Regions from separate parts of the Homo sapiens genome. Here region 2 is linked to region 1. A link is an interaction called in ENCODE POLR2A ChIA-PET data of the cell type or tissue named here. Cell type or tissue: A673. All regions are shown on one strand.

Region 1 (8,000 bases):
AAAAAATTTTTTTTTGTAGGTGGATTGGCAGGGGGCTCACTATGTTGCCATGCTGGTCTCAAACTCCTGGGCTCAAGTGCTCCCTCCTCAGCCTCCCAGAGTGCTGGGATTATAGGCATGAGCCACAGCGGCTGGAATGGTAGCCTTTTGATTCCCATTTTATAGATGAGCAAACAGAACAGGGAGAGGGGAGGGAGGGCTCAAAACTCCAAGCCTAGGCTGGGTGCGGTGGTTCACACCTGTAATCCCAGCACTTTGGGAGGCCGAGGTGGGTGGATCATCTGAGGTCAGGAGTTCGAGACCAGCCTGGCCAACATGGTGAAACCCCGTTTCTACTAAAAATACAAAGAATTAGCTGGGTGTGGTGGCGTGCTCCTATAGTCCCAGCTACTCGGAAGGCTGAGGCAGGAGAATGGCTTGAACCTGGGAGGTGGAGGTTGCAGTAAGCCGAGATCGTGCCATTTCACTCCAGCCTGGGCAACAAGAGTGAAACTCCGCCTAAGGGAAAAACAAACAAAGCTCCAAGACTAGCTAGGGATGGAGCTGTGCTCTGTCGCCTCACCCAAGTCCTTACAAGAAGAGGCATGGCGTCTGGGCATGGTGGCTCATGCCTGTAATCCCAGCATTTTGGGAGGCTAAGGCAGGTGGCTTACTTGAGGTCAGGAGTTCAAGACCAGCCTGGCCAACATGGTGAAACCCCGTCTCTACTAAAAAGTACAAAAATTAGCCAGGTGTGGTGGCATGTGCCTGTAATCCCATCTACTCAGGAGGCTGAGGCAGGAGAATCACTTGAACCCAGGAGGCAGAGGTTGCAGTGAGCAGAGAACATGCCACTGCACTCCAGCCTGGGTGACACAGCGAGAATCCATCTCAAACGAAACAAACAAACTAAAAAAGAGGCATGGCAAGAAGATAAACAGGGTGGCAGGGAGGATGCTGGGGGCTGGGGTGGGAGCATCTCGTCAGAAAGGCTGGAGGCTCCGTCCCGCCCCGCGGTGATTGCAGACTGCAAGCCAAGGCTGTCTGGGAAGGTGACTCCAAGTACGCCATCAATCACCAGTGGATTAGCCAGCCAGCCATCAATATTAAGGAAAAGGATTGCTTTTTAATGAGGCCAAAGAGTGTGTGTTCCTGTGACTGATGTGAATATTTGTCAAATGCCCGAGAACCCGGTAAATAAACGGGACTGAACCAGTGTTTCTAGAAATGGATATTAATGACTCGATTTGATAAAAGAGCAGGGGTGCCTGGTGTTTGCTGGCACTTTGTGAGGACTGGCTGGGGGCTGGGCAGTCCCATGTGTGTCTTCAACGGAGGACTCTCAGAACAGCTCCAGAACACAGGTGCCCCTATTTTCCAGGTGAGTAAACCGTGGCTTGTTCAAGGTCAAGATAGGGCTGGAAGCCTGGATTTGGGAGTCTCAGAATGCCTGTCCCTGCCATGATCAAATGCCCTGCTGAGGATGGGGAGGGCAGGGGGAGGGCCATTCAAGAGCTGGTTTTTCAGAGGTGGCTCCAGGATAAGGACCACCTCAAGTGAGAGCTTGGGTGGGGGAAGGGACCCTGACTGAGCAAGTGGGGACATAGTGGGTGCTTCCCAGGGAAGCAAGGATCCTTGATGCTGGGGGTCTTACACCCAGGACGTGGCCAAATGCCATCACCTTTTGCTTGGGGAGGGGCTCAGTGAGGGAAGGTTCCTTGAAAGGGTGAAGGTCTTTGAGGGGGAGGGCTTTCAGGATGGGAAAGTACAGAGAAGAGGAGGGGACTTAGTGAAGGGAGAGGGGCTGAGGATGGGGATGGGTTCATCAAGGAGGTGGAGTTCTGGGAGGAGGAGGAGCAGGAAAGTGCAGGGAACACCTTGTCTGTCCCTGTCAACCCTCTTGTCCTCTGCCCACACTCCCCTCCCTCCTTGACTCTCCAGACAGAATTTCGCAGAATTTGCAGGTTTTGTTTGTGTGTTTGTTTTTGTTTTGTTTTGAGATGGAGTCTCCCTCCGTTGCTCAGGCTGAAGTGCAGTGGCGCAATCTTGGCTCACTGCAACCTCTGCTTCGCGGGTTCAAGCGATTCTCCTGCTTCAGCCTCCCGAGTAGCTGGGACTACAGGCGCTCGTCACCATGCCTGGCTAATTTATTTTTATTTTTATTTTGAGACGGAGTCTTGCTCTGTCACCCAGGCTGGAGTGCAGTGGCACAATCTCAGCTCAGTGCAACCTCCGCCTCCGGGTTCAAGCGATTCTCCTGCCTCAGCCTCCTGAGCAGCTGGGACTAGAGGTGCATGCCACCATGCCCGGCTAATTTTTTGTATTTTTAGTAGCGATGGGGTTTCACTGTGTTTGCCAGGATGATCTCGATCTCCTGACCTCACGATCTGCCCGCCTTGTCCTCCCATAGTGCTGTGATTGCAGGCGTGAGCCACCGCACCTGGCCTTTTAAATTTTTTTGTATTACTAGTAGAGATGGGGTTTCACCATGTTGGCAAGGCTGGTCTCGATCTCCTGACCTCAAGCGATCTGCCCACTTCGGCCTCCCAAAGTGCCGGGAGCCACGTGAGCTGGTACAGCCGTGAGCCACCGAATCTGGCTGGATTTGCCGGTTTAATTCACGACCTGAGGTTCTCACTGTAGGAGATGCTCCCCACCTCGCCCCTCCTTGCCCCTGCCCCTTGAGATCTCATTCCCTCTTCCGGTACCCACAGCTCATCAACATGTTCCCTTGCCAGCTGGAACCTCCTTTGTGTGTGTCCTCAGCATCCTGCCATCCATCCATCCATCCCTCTCTGCAAGGGGCCTCCTCCCCGCTACCTGGTCCTCTGGGTGAGGTGAGCATCAGGTCCCCATTACCCCTTCTTCTCCCTACAAGCAGCCTTGCCTGGCAGCCAGCAGGGCTCTTGATCCTGGCTCCGCCTTGGCCCCCCGCCTTCCGGATGGCCTTCAGCAACTCGCTGTCTCTGCCTAAGCCTGGGGGTCTTCCTAAGCTCCTCAGAGATGGTGGCCCCTGTCTAAGGGAGCCCAGGAGGCCTGGGGTGGACAAAGGTGTGGCTTGGAAGGACTGAAGGACACAGGCTGTGTCTGGCCCCATGTGGCTCCAGGCTCCAGCTCCCCGCCCCCCCACCCCGTGTAGGGAATTTCCGATTTCTCAGCTCACTGACAGTGCAAGTCTGATGGGCAGTCCCTGCTCCTGACTTTGACCCCTTCAGCAGCCAGCCCACTAGTTTCTTTCTTTCTTTTCTTTTTTTTTTTTTTTGAGACGGAGTTTTGCTCTTGTTGCCCAGGCTGGAGTGCAATGTCTCGATCTCAGCTCACTGCAACCTCCACCTCCCGGTTCAAGCGATTCTCCTGCTTCAGTCTCCCAAGTAGCTGGGATTACAGGCATGTGCCACTACGCCAGGCTAATTTTGTATTTTCAGTAAAGACGGGGTTTCTCCATGTTGGTCAGGCTGGTCTCGAATTCCCAACCTTGTGATCCACCCGCCTCGGCCTCCCAAAGTGCTGAGATTACAGGCGTGAGCCACCGCGCCCGGCCTTTTTTTTTTTTTTTTTTTTTTTTTGAGACAGAATCTCGATCTGTTGCCCAGGCTGGAGTGCAGTGGCCGGATCTCGGCTCACTGCAACCTCCGCCTCCTGGGTTCAAGAAATTCTCCTGCCTCAGCTTCCCGAGTAGCTGGGATTACAGGCACGCGTCACCACGCCTGGCTAATTTTTGTATTTTTAGTAGAGACGGATTTTCACCATGTTGGCCAGGCTGATCTCAAACTCCTGACCTCAGGTGATCCACCTGCCTAGGCCCCCCAAAGTTCTGGGATTACAGGTGTAAGACACCGCGCCCAGCTAAATTTTTTTTTGTATTTTTCATAGAGACGGGGTTTCACCATGTTAGGCAGGCTGATCTCGAATTCCTGACCTCAAATAATCCGCTCGCCTCGGCCTTTCAAAGTGCTGGAATCACAGGTGTGAGCCATCACTTTGCCATTAAAGGTAATGGCAAAAACCGTGATTACTTTTGCAACAACCTAATACATAAATGAAAGATGAGCTGGACTTGCCATGGCTTCACCCCAACTGGTCTGAACTCTGGCTTCTTGTCTGGACAAGGCTCTTGGGTTCCCACAGTCGCCCGACTCCGCCCTAATAGCCCCTAGCCCCGCCCTTCTCCCCGCCCACGACGTTCGCCACGCCCACGTGCAGCATCACTCGCTTCTCCCACCCTCGCCCCGCCTATCTCCCCACCCCAGTCCCGCCCCGCGGCCTGCTCACCCCTGCTCCTCCATCATCTCCTGCAGCTCCATGCACTTGAGCTCCACCCGCCGCTTGCGCTCGTGGTCCAGGATCTCGCGGTGCGCGCGCTTCACCAGGCCCGGCTCCGCGGCGCGCAGCTCCTCTTCCGCCCGCGGCCAGGTCCCCGAGGAGGAGCTGGGCTGCGGGAAGCCGTTCGCGGCGTCGGGTGTGGACTGCATGCTGGCCGCCCCGTTGTTCACGGTGGAGGACATCGTGGCTGGCCCTGGAGCCGCTGGCCTGGGCCGCTGGCCCTGAGGGACAGACACAGACACGAGGCGGGATGGTCACTTCTTCGCCACCTGTTAAGCTCCTCTCTGCTGGAGTTAATCCTGGAGATTTAAGGGCACACTCATGGCTCTAATCCGCTTCCTTTCCTGGTGCAGAGGGAAGCGGACGGCTGGTTTGCACCTTTGGGTCACACCTCAGGGCACGAGTGGGTTGGACACTGGGCTTTTTCCATCTGTAAGGTGGGTGGATGCAGGCCAGACTGGATGGCCTCTAAGAGCCATTGGCTGGGAATCGTGTCACCTCCAGGAACTACCGAGGACCATCCTCTCTGGCTTGCACGAATGCTTGGGCCAGACATCCCAGCGCCCGCTTGCACACATCATTAACTCCCCAGTCATATTTCTCCTTTAGGCTCAGTTGAAACTGTTTACGCACACACCAGGCCCACTATCCTGGCTCTGTCCAGTGGCACACAGATTACATGTGTTCCTACCTCCCAGTCTGCTCCCAGGGCAGCCCTACAGAGAGGGGAAGATGGAAGCCTACTCTATTCCCACCCCAGAGGCAGATTTTAGCTCTCTGTTTGATCTGGCCAACTTCTCCAAAGCCAACATTCCAGATAAGCGGGGCTCACCCAGATTGGGCCCACAAGACTATCCCCTCCTTTGTTCTGGAAACACTGCTTCTGATGACGTGACCAAAGCTGACACTGACATTAGCTTTCCAGGCAGCCACGTCCTCCTGTAGGCTCGGGGTGGGGTGGGAGTCAACTTGGCTTGGAGCTAAGAATCCCTGACTCCATGCTAGGCCCTCCAAAGTAGAGCAGACACACACACACACACACACACACACACACTCCAAGGACTTCTATCTTAACAGAGGGGAGGCACCTCTTGAGCTATTTCCATTTCCTTTCTCCAAGGATCTGCTAGTTGCTAAGCAACAGGGAGGCCTCATTCCCAGGGAGTGGGGTGGGAGGGAGGGAAAGGAAGGAGGGAGGGAGGAAAAGAAGGGATTGGGTATGCCTGGACATCTTGGATCGGGCCTTCCCTGTGACACTTCTCCCCCAACACACCCTCCCCTCTCTGGCCTCAGAGTGATGGGATGGGGGTGGGAGTGTTCAGAGCCACAGAAACTGGAAGGCAGAGAAGAGAGAGGGACTGTGACAGCTACAGGAGGCTCTGAAGGGGACAGAGTGACAGGAGGCAACAGCGGTGATGAAAACATAAGCTCTTCTCATATGTCCTTCCCCCTGAGTCCCAAGTGCATGGGTTCTAGGCTGCGCTTCTCCACTCCTTGCTGTGTGACCCTGAAGATGTCACTACCCCTCTCTGAGCCTCTGATTTCCACCTGTTCCTGGGAGCATCTGCCAGAGTCTTCTGGAGAGGGGAGTGCCTGGGGACTCAGAGACCAAAGCTGTTCTTCTAACCCCTCTTTTCCACTCCCACACCTGCTGGCTTCCCGCCTCTGTCCCGAGACCAGCCCTATACCCCAGTTCCACCAGGGGTTTTCCCAGGACACTCCACAAGAATCACCCACCATGCCCCAAACAGAGCTCCGGGTGCCCTGCTCCCCACCCACCTCGGCTGCAGTGCTTGGCTCATGGGTGACCCCTCTATCTGTTGGTCATCTGAGCCAGGGACATGTGTGGAGCTTGGAGACCCCTATTGACCTGACCCACAACAGTTCACCTGTCATCAAGTTGGGTCCCTCATCCCTTCTTCTTTGTTCATTTTTTGAGACAGGGTCTCACTCTATCACCCAGGCTGGAGTGCAGTGGCACAGTCATAGCTCACTGCAGCCTTGAACTCCTGAGCTCAAGCGATATCCTCCCACCTCAGTCTCCCCAGTAGCTGGAACTACAGGCATGTGCCACCATACCCAGCTAATTAAAACAAAGAATTTTTTTTTGTAGAGTCACGTTCTTGTTATTTTGCCCAGGGTGGTCTTGAATTCCTGGCTTCAAACAATCCTTCCACTTTGGCCTCCCAAAGTACTGAGATTACAGGCGTGAGCCACCGCGCCCAGCCCCATCCCTTCTTCTCAACATCGCTCACATTTATCCACTTCCTCTCCTCCCCTGTTACCACGTGGACCCAAGCTCCTCCCTCCATGCAGGTCCACTGCCTCTCTGTGGTTGCCTGGCCTCCCTGCTCCCAGACCTTCATCCTCCATTGGCAACTTGGCAGACGGGTCCAGGAGCAAATTAGACCATGTCATGCCCTGGTTAGCAGCCTCCCGTGACTCTTGTTACCTTGGCTTAAAGCCGTAACATGGCCCTGCCTCCTGGTCCAGCCCCGTCTCCACCACTCCGCACCACACACATCCTCCTCTACCTCTCTTGGCTCCAGGCCCTTTCCTGGGATACTCTTCATTCCTAGTTGTCCTCAAAGTCACCGCTCATAGGCATTATCACCTTCCGGAAGCCTTCCTTTCCCCTCTGGCTGGTGTCACCCTCCCAGAGCTCTTTTTTTTTTTGGAGAAGGAGTCTCACTCTGTCACCCAGGCTGGAGTGCAGTGGTGCAATCTTGACTCACTGCAACCTCCACCTCCTGGGTTCAAGTGATTCTCCCGCCTCAGCCTCCTGAGTAGCTGGGATTACAGGCGCCTGCCACCTTGCCCGGCTAATTTTTGTATTTTTAGTAGAAATGGGGTTTCACCATGTTGCCCAGGCTGGTCTTGAACTCTGACCTCAAGTGATCTGCCCTCCTCGTGGCCAGGCTGGTCTTGAACTCCTGACCTCAGGCGATCTGCCCTCCCAAAGTGCTGGGATTACAGGCATGAGCCACCACTCCTGGCCTTACCTCCCAGAGTTCTCGCTGTTGTTGCTGTGGGTTCAAAGGTCTGGCTCCCCCTGGGCTGAGGGCAGCTTAGCTTTCAACTCCTAGCTCCAGCTAAGCGCCTAGTGCATGTGAAGCTCAATGCGCCCGGGGCTGAACAAAGACGTGACAACAGGAGGCAAGAGAGAGGAATACATGGCATGGTCCTTGATACGGCCTGCAAGACCCCTTTGCATTCTGTCGAATGCTATCTTGCAACTTCATCCCATGCTGCACCCCATCCTGCAACCAACACCCAGCCTCTTAGCCTTGGTCCTCATCCCCCAAATGCATGCCCTTACTTCCTCCTTTGTGCCTTTGCCTATGTGTTTCCCCTCCGCTGGAGTCCTGTTTCCCCTTTTCTTCACCTAGGGAACTTCAACTCATCCCTCAGGGCCCAGCCCAAAAATCACCTCCTCTGGGAATCTTCCGCTCTTCCAGGAAGGATGAGTCATTCCTTCTTTGTGCTTCCGCATCTTTTGTCCACACTTTTTAAATGCGATATTTAGATACCGAGATTCAGTTGGCTGTTTGCTTGTAACTCCTATTCTAAACTGTGAGCCCTTTTAGGGGAGGGAACCGTCCTTTCATTCTGGCTCGTTAGAGCCTACCCCAGCACCAGGCAATGCAAGAGGCGCGCTGAAGGTGTGGAGAGAGCGCGAAGGCGCGGGTGAGAGCCCT
Region 2 (8,000 bases), 610 kb after region 1:
ATTCTCCCACCTCAGCCTCCCAAATTGCTGGGATTACAGGTGTGAGCCACTGTGCCCTGCTCCCTATAGCCCTATAGCTGTTTTTAAAATTCAGGAGTTTCTTCCTGAATCTCACTGCTTCCTCAAATTTGAGACACCTGACTTACCCAGCAGGCCGATGAGAGGGGTGGAAAGAAGGTATTTCAGATGTTCTGAGTAAATGATATTGATGGCAGAGCGGAAAAGACTTCTGGTCAACCTGTTGTTGCTGCTGGTATCACATGTATTTGCTGGGTTGGAGGAGGGATGTGGTAGAAGTTAAATGCCCAACTGGAGAGATCGCTGTGCAAAATGATGCCAAGGACTGATGGGTGACCTGCCCAGCAAACAGAGCAGCGTTTTCAGCCCTGGGCCACAAAATCCATTTAGTGGGTTTCAGCCAGCATATGAAAGAGTGAAATAGGCCAGGTGCGCGGTGGCTCACGCTTGTAATCCCAGCACTTTGAGAGGCCAAGGCGGGAGGATCAACTAAGGTCAGGAGTTAGAGACCAGTCTGGCTAACATGGTGAAACCCATCTCTACTAAAAATACAAAAATTAGCCAGGTGAGGCAGCACACGCCTGTAATCCCAGCTGCTCGGGAGGCTGAGGCAGGAGAATTGCTTGAACCCGGGAAGCAGAGGTTGCAGTAAGCTGAGATCGCACCACTGCACTCCAGCCTGGGCAACAGAGCAAGAGACCATCTCAAAAAAATAAAAACACGAGTGAAATAGATGAGAAAACATCCAGGTATATTCCATGTGAGAGGGTAAGCATTAGATCATGAAACTGATTTTGGTTGTATCTTATGCATGCACATGAGTAAGTACTGGGTGGCCCTGTAAAATGTATTTTTTTTTTCTTCAACTTTTAAGTTCAGGGGTACATGTGCAGGTCTGTGACATAGGTAAACACGTGCCATGCTGGTTTGCTGCACAGATCAACCCATCACCTACGTGTTAAGCCCAACATCCATTAGATATTCCTCCTGATGCTCTCCCTCCCCACCCTCTGACAGACCCCAGTGTGCATTATTCCCTGCCACGTGTCCATGTGTTCTCATCACTCAGGTCCTACTTATAAGTGAGAACATGCGGTGTTTCGTTTTCTGTTCCTGTGTCATTTTGCTGAGGATAACAGCTTCCAGCTCCATCCATGTCCCTGCAAAGGACATAATCTTGTTCCTTTTTATGGCTGCAGAGTATTCCATGGTGTATGTGTACCACAGTAAAATGTGTTTTTTACTACGGTCAGTTGCATAGTCCATTTGCGCTGCTTTAACAATATCTGAGACCTGGTAATTTGTAAAGAATGGAAATTGGCCAGGCACAGTGGCTCACACCTGTAATCCCAGCACTTTGGGAGGTTGAGGCAGGAGGATCGCTTGAGCCTAAGAGTTTGAGACCAGCCTGGGCAACATAGTGAGACCCTGTCTCTACAAAAAAAAAAAAAAAAAGAAAAAATTAGCCAGGCATGGTGGTGTGCGCCTGTAATCTCAGCTACTCGGGAGGCTGAGCCCAAAAGGTCAGGGCTGCCGTGAGCTATGATAACACCACTGCACTCCAGCCTGGGTGGCAGAGTGAGACCTTTTCTCTAAAAAAAATTGCTTAGGAGAAAAGAATTTTTGGTTTACCATTTGTGGATTACTATCTTTCATCGTCACTGATCACTAAGATTTTATCTCACCAAGATGAGGTTCCATTCAATTCACTCACATACTGAATACCCCCTTTTTACGTAGGCCCCTGGGTGAGGACGTTAAGATATGAAAGGATCCAGGGCTGAGGATGGCTGAGTCCTTGTCTGTCGAAAAGGCTTACAGAGTTGAAAGAGAGATTTCCTTGAAATGCACCAAGGGCGACCACGCATCAATAGACATTTGCAATTGACAGAACAATCTCACCTGGATTATTTTCTTCCTCACAGCGGCCTTGTGAAGCAGGATTTAGTGTCCTACGAGCACCTGTCTTCGGAGGCCCCTCCGAGTTGCACTTCTGGTCAGGGGCTAAGTCCAGATGCAAACATGGGTTTTAAGACAGCCCCTCCCACAGTGCTTTTCTGCCCCCATCACACTATCTCTCCCTCCCACTTCCCCATTTCCTGCCGTCTTTCCCCTACTCCAATCTCCCCCACAACACACGCGCAGCTGGGTGAGTTTCTTGAAGCTCAAGTCCAAGTGCTGTTTCCCCTCCACCTTTGTCTCCCTTCTTGCCCAGAGAGGTCCCAGTTCAAACCCAGGACAGGCACGTAGTCTCACACCTGCCCCTGAGCCAAAGGTTTCCATAATCGGAGAAGATTCCCCCTGCTCCGGAGCCCCAAATAAATTAATCCATGGGTCATTCAAGAAAAAATAAATAAATTCCCCATGTGTCCTTTAGATTCCCTAAAGTCCTAATGCATCTTTAATTTGGAGGAGGTTCCTGTGGGCAGGTAGAGAGGGGTCAGGGTGGGAGGCATATTTGTAAATGGGAATGGTTGAGTGAGTGGGATCCCAGCCAGACTCCACAGCCCTGTCCCCTGTGCACAGAGGATTAAGGGAGGCTCGTCTGCATCCTGAGGCTGCTCCAGATGCTGAGCCTGGGCTTTGGAATCACAGAGGCTAAGGTCCCGTTGCTACCACTTGCCGACTCTCAGATCGTAGACAAGTTAGTTGATCTCCTCATACTGTTTCCTCGCTTCTAAGGCAGGTTGGTGTCTGCAGACTTGCAGCACTGTCAAGATGCTCACTTAAAGTACTTGACACAAGCCAGGCATGGTGGCTTATGCCTGTAATCCCAGTGCTTTGGGAGGCTAAGGCGGGAGGATCACTTGAGCCCAGGAGTTCAAGACCAGCCTGGGAAAAATAGCAAGATCCTATCTCTACTAAAAAAAAAAAAATTTAAAAAACAAATTATCTGGGTTTGGTCGCATGAGCCTGTGGTCTCAGCTACTAGGGATCCTCCCAGCTGAGGCAGGTGGATCACTTGAGCCCAAGAGTTCAAGGCTGCAGTGAGATGTGATTGCACCACTGCACTCCAGCCTGGGTGACAGAGCAGGACCCTGTCTAAAAAAATAAGATAAAATACAAAATACAGTACTTGGCACATAGGAGGGGCTTAGTAAACCATGGCTATCATTAGAAATATGTTTGCTCTTTCATTTAGGCTACAAATAAAATCTGAAAACTTCAGGGAAAGAGGGGAGCATTGCTTCTTGCAGAATGATCACTGCTGGGTGAGCTCAGTCTGCCGGGGCAATCAGACCTGTTAGTAGTTGCAATACATGTGGTGCAATGCACAAAGGATGGGGCATGTGTCAGCCTGGAGAAGGTGGGGTTAACCAGCCGGCAACTTAAGGAAGGGTATCATTAAGAAAACTGGGGACAGAGGGGAAGAAGATCCCCTGGAAGGAGGAAAATAAGGGTATTTCAGGCACGCTAAAAGGGTAAGGTCATGAAACCACAGGATTTGTTCAGAAACTACCTCTGGTCGATGCTTGAAAAGTAGGCACACTCCCTATCTCTGTGGGCTAACAAAGTTTCCAGGATACAGAACACAAATCTTTTTTTTTTTTTTTTTTTGAGGTGGATCTCGGTCTATCCTCCATGCTGGAGTGCAGTGGTGTAGTCACAGCTCACTGCAGCCTCAAACCTCTCAGGCTCAAGTGATTCTCCCACCTCAGCCTCCCGAGTAGTTGGGACTACAGGTGCACACCACCATACCTGGCTGATTTTTGTATGTTTTGTAGAGACGGAGTTTCACCTTGTTGCCTAGGCTTGTCTTGAATCCCTGAGCTCAAGAGATATGCCCGCCTTGGTCTCCCAAAGTGCTGAGATTATAGGCATGAGCCACTGTGCTGGCTTTTTTTCCTTTTCAGAGAGAAGGTCTCACTCTATCCCTGAGGCTGGAATGCAGTGGTGCAATTCCAGTTCCAGTTCACTGCAGCCTCAACCTCCCAGGCTCAGGTGATCCTCCCACCTCAGCCTCCCAAGTAGCTGGGACTACAGGTGCATGCCACCATGCCCAGCAATTTTTAACTTTTTTGCAGAGACAGGATTTTGCTATGTTTCCCTGGCTGGTTTTGAACTGCTGGCCTCAAGCAATACTCCTGCCTCGGCCTCCCAACTTGGCCTCCCAAAGCTGAATCTTTTTACACCTCAGTGATACCTGGAAGAGCTGTGCTTTAAGAAGGGGAGCAGGCCGGGCGCAGTGGCTCACACCTATAATTCCAGCAATTTGGGAGGCCGAGGCGGGAGGATCACCTGAGGTCGGGAGTTTGAGACCATCCTGACCAACATGGAGAAAACCCGTCTCTACTAAAAATACAAAATTAGCTGGGCGTGGTGGCTCACGCCTGTAATCCCAGCTATTCAGGAGGCTGAGGCACGAGAATCGCCTGAACCTGGGAGGCGGAGGTTGCAGTGAGCCAAGATTGCAGCACTGCACTGCAGCCTGGGCGACAGAGCAAGACTCCATCTCAAAAAAAAAAAAAAGAAAAGCGGGGGAGCCGCAATTGAAGGAAATACAGGATGCACAATGGGTGCTGAATGCATGAATGATTAAAAGACAAAAGAAGACATTCCAGTTGAGAGAGAGGTGCTGCACACAGGCTGAACATACAACCCTGGGGAATGAATGTTGAGTAGGTTTGTTAGGAGCGGGGCCAGAGGAATGGAGAGGAGGAGTGGGCACAGGTGTGAGGGCCTGTGTTAAAAATAACCAGCAAGTCTCTAGTAGAGCCAGTAAGCGGGGCTGCCTCCACTTGACAATCAGACGTGGATATGCTATTCTGGCCAACGGGTTTACGCTGCCTACTGCTACCCGGGCCTGGAGATGGCTCTCACTGGTACCAGGATAAGTGTGGGAGTTGCAAACCGTGGGTTGGGCAAAGTTTTTTTGAAATGAACATTTCATTAACTTTCTATCTTAACCTCTCTTTGGAGGACTCAGTTCAGCCTCGTATTCTGGGACCTAAAATAACTTTTTCTTGCTGGATTTTTCTCAGGCTAGGAAGAAGTCTTACAAAATCACTGCCTCCCTACTCCCCCTAGCTCAAGATCATGTCACCAGCCCCAGTGCTGGGTAGGGATGTTTCTAATGGTTACAACCAGGGTCCTGGCTATTGTCTTTTTTGCCCTGTATATGTGAAGATTGTCCCCTGAGTCAGCAGACACTGAGGACCCACCCAGACCTCATGCCAGGTGTAGATAATGTAAGAGAGAAAGTGATCCTTTGATGGCTTCTTCCTTAAAAGAGGTACAGGCCGCATGCAGTGGCTCATACCTGCAATCCCGGCCCTTTGGGAGGCCAAGGCAGGTGGATCACTTGAGGTCAGGAATTTGAAACCAGCTCAGCCAACATGGTGAAACCCCGTCTCTACTAAAAATACAAAAATTAGCCGGGTGCGGCAGCACGTGCCTGTAATCCCAGCTACTTGGAAGGCTGAGGCACGAGAATCACTTGAACCCGGGAGGCAGAGGTTGGAGTGAGCCGAGATTGTGCCACTACAGTCTGGCCTGGGTGACAGAGCAAGACTCTGTCTCAAAAAAAAAAAAAAAAAAAAAGAGGTACAGGAGATAAAATTATAATATTAGATTAATGTTAATAATCACAATAGTGTGATTGGTACAATATGAGAGATTTAAGGAAAGTTCTATAGACATTCAGAGGCAAGATGACTAATTCTGCCAAATGGTACAGGAAGTGGGGTGGGGAAGGTGACATTTCATTTATTCATTTATTCAGAAAAGATTTATAGAGTGTCTTCCATATGCCAGGTGCTGTTCCAAGCACTTGGGATACTTCACTGAACCAAACAAAGATTCCTGCCTTGTGGAGCTGAGCTCCTGCAGGGACTGAGGGGATGAGTCATAGATAATAGCAATAAATGTAAATGAGAAAATTTTGTAGGCTGTTGGAAGGTGGTAAATGATCCAGGAAATGGGGTTAGATGCAGAAATGGCTGCACTGTTCTAAATATGCTTGGATAAGAATTGTGAAAGAGGAGTGAGCACATTCATTCCTAGCAGGGGATTTTCCTTGGCTGCCAGGGAACTCTGGAACCCCTGTTCATGGTGTGTACTTGGCTTACAGTCTGGCTGAAATCCTGGACTCCAGATTTAGCTCATGGCTCATTGCTGAGAGTTGTCTGAGTCTAAACCTCAGGGCCCTTTCCCTGTGCCCAGCTCCCCTTGACCATCATCCTGAGGTCTACTCAACTGTGGATCCAGCCGTCAGCCAGAGGGTCTACAGAGCACTGAACACTCATCCACTTCTGCCAGATTTTCTAGTAGTTGGAGGGAAGATGCTGCCTCTTATATCCAACAAATCTCCAGTAAGGGAGGCAAGGTCAAATGGGCAGTTCTCTGGCCATGGCCCTGGGTGTGGACTTGATGCTACCCACAATAAACAAGGCCCTCTCAGCCCTACCCAAGTAACATCAACTGGAACAAGGCTGGAGGTGACAGAGCACCGTGTCTCATGCAATTCTCAGAAAAGTGTGATTCCTATTTTCATGTTCAAGCTGGAGAAACTGAGGCTCAGAGAAGTCAAATCTCAAAGGGCCCCTCACTTTGATCTAGGAACAGTATTTCAGAGTGGTCAAGGCCTTGGGTCCTGGGGTTCAAAATCTGTCTCTACCACTTACCTGGGCAGGTTACTGGGTTCTTTATTCTATAGAGATTTAAGGAAACTCCTATAGAAACTAAGTAGGAATGATTGATTCTGCCAAGTGGTGTAGGAAGTGGGGTGGAGAAAGTGACCATTCATTCATTTATTTGGAAAAGGTTTATAGAGTGCCCTTGATATGCCATGTGCTGTTCTAAGCACTTGCTTCATTGAAGTACACACTTTGGCTTCTCTGTCCCCGAGGAGAGATAGCCTTGAGTGCACTGGACCCTGATGCTGTAGTTTGCCGGGCTGGGGCTCCTGCACACTGAGTACATTTTAATACCACATAGCTGAGGTCATCAGCACCAGCAGTAAGGAAACAGGTAATCCACAGAAATGTTAAACTTCTGCCACTTTTCAGAAAATATGAAAAGGTATAAAGAAAATAAAGATCAAATATTTTTCCACCATCTAAAACTACTGTTAACAATTTAGTGTAGGTTCTTACAGACTTTTCTGTGTGTGTGTGTGTGTGTGTGTGTGTTTGTGTGCATGCACTAGGTTGAACCTTATGAAATTGCCTTTTATATAAGTCAAAAACAGCCAAATTTTCATTTGATTCAATCAAACACAAGCATGTACACACAGACAAATACACACATATTTAAACAAAATGGGGCCATACCATAATACGGTTTTGTAGACTTTAATTTTTGTTTTCACCATGCTGGAGATCTAGAAATAATATATCACAGTGGTCCAGGCCATCCATGGGTTCTGGGTTCATGGGTTCAAAACCAGTTTCCACTGTGTGCTTACCTGGGTGGGCTACTGAGGTCTCCCTTTGCCAGGCTTTCCCTCTTGTACAGTGGGGATAGGCATATTACCTTCCATACCGGGTTGTGGTGAGGGCAGATGAATTACCACATATAAAGTGTTTAGACCAATGCCTTGACATGTATCATTCAGTCAATGTTAGTATCACTATAATTCCAGATGACCAGGGGGCGATGTATCATTTCATTGTGATCTGTCCTCTATTAATAACATTTTCCACTATTGGGGTGAAATCCTTGTGCATTCACCTAAGTATATGTATCCATTGGCTTACTTACTCTTTAAGGACTTAGGCTTTGAGGTTTTAGCTTTCAAGAATTCTTTTTGCTAATGTGTTTCAAGCTGGGTAGTAAGTACAGGGGAAGTTTCCTTGGGCGGCTGCCCTATGGCTCTATAAATTAGGCTTCCAGGTCATGGCCCTGGTCTTAGTCCATTCTTGCTGCTATAACAAAATACCATAGACTGGGTCTATAAACAATAGAAGCTTATTTCTCACAGTTCTGGGGGCTGGGAAGTCCAACATCACAGCGCCACCAGATTCAGTGACTGGCAAGAACCT

The links. Peaks named below come from ENCODE experiments on the same cell type or tissue, not always from the same donor. Only the 100,000 strongest peaks of a DNase experiment are listed, where the experiment ranks them.
Region 2: POLR2A ChIA-PET joins it to region 1 with 10 read pairs; 1 of 35 experiments calls an interaction of 5 or more read pairs at or near these places.

What each region holds. Positions count from the first base shown.
Region 1 is chr7:76,231,551-76,239,550 of GRCh38, reverse strand. SRRM3 (serine/arginine repetitive matrix 3) reads right to left here. Exons shown (of 15, transcript NM_001110199.3): 2 at 4,252-4,523. The coding sequence starts at 4,484. Among named protein-coding and RNA genes, the nearest start is that of SRRM3, 34 kb to the right of the region's middle. RefSeq lists a silencer at 4,209-4,278 and an enhancer at 4,449-4,508. In A673, no CTCF peak of the experiment used is centred here; a DNase peak (open chromatin) is centred at 4,230; H3K4me3 peaks cover 500 bases.
Region 2 is chr7:75,626,035-75,634,034 of GRCh38, reverse strand. The region is part of intron 1 of HIP1 (huntingtin interacting protein 1); the gene reads left to right. Among named protein-coding and RNA genes, the nearest start is that of HIP1, 110 kb to the left of the region's middle. RefSeq lists an enhancer at 2,391-2,891. In A673, no CTCF peak of the experiment used is centred here; a DNase peak (open chromatin) is centred at 5,854.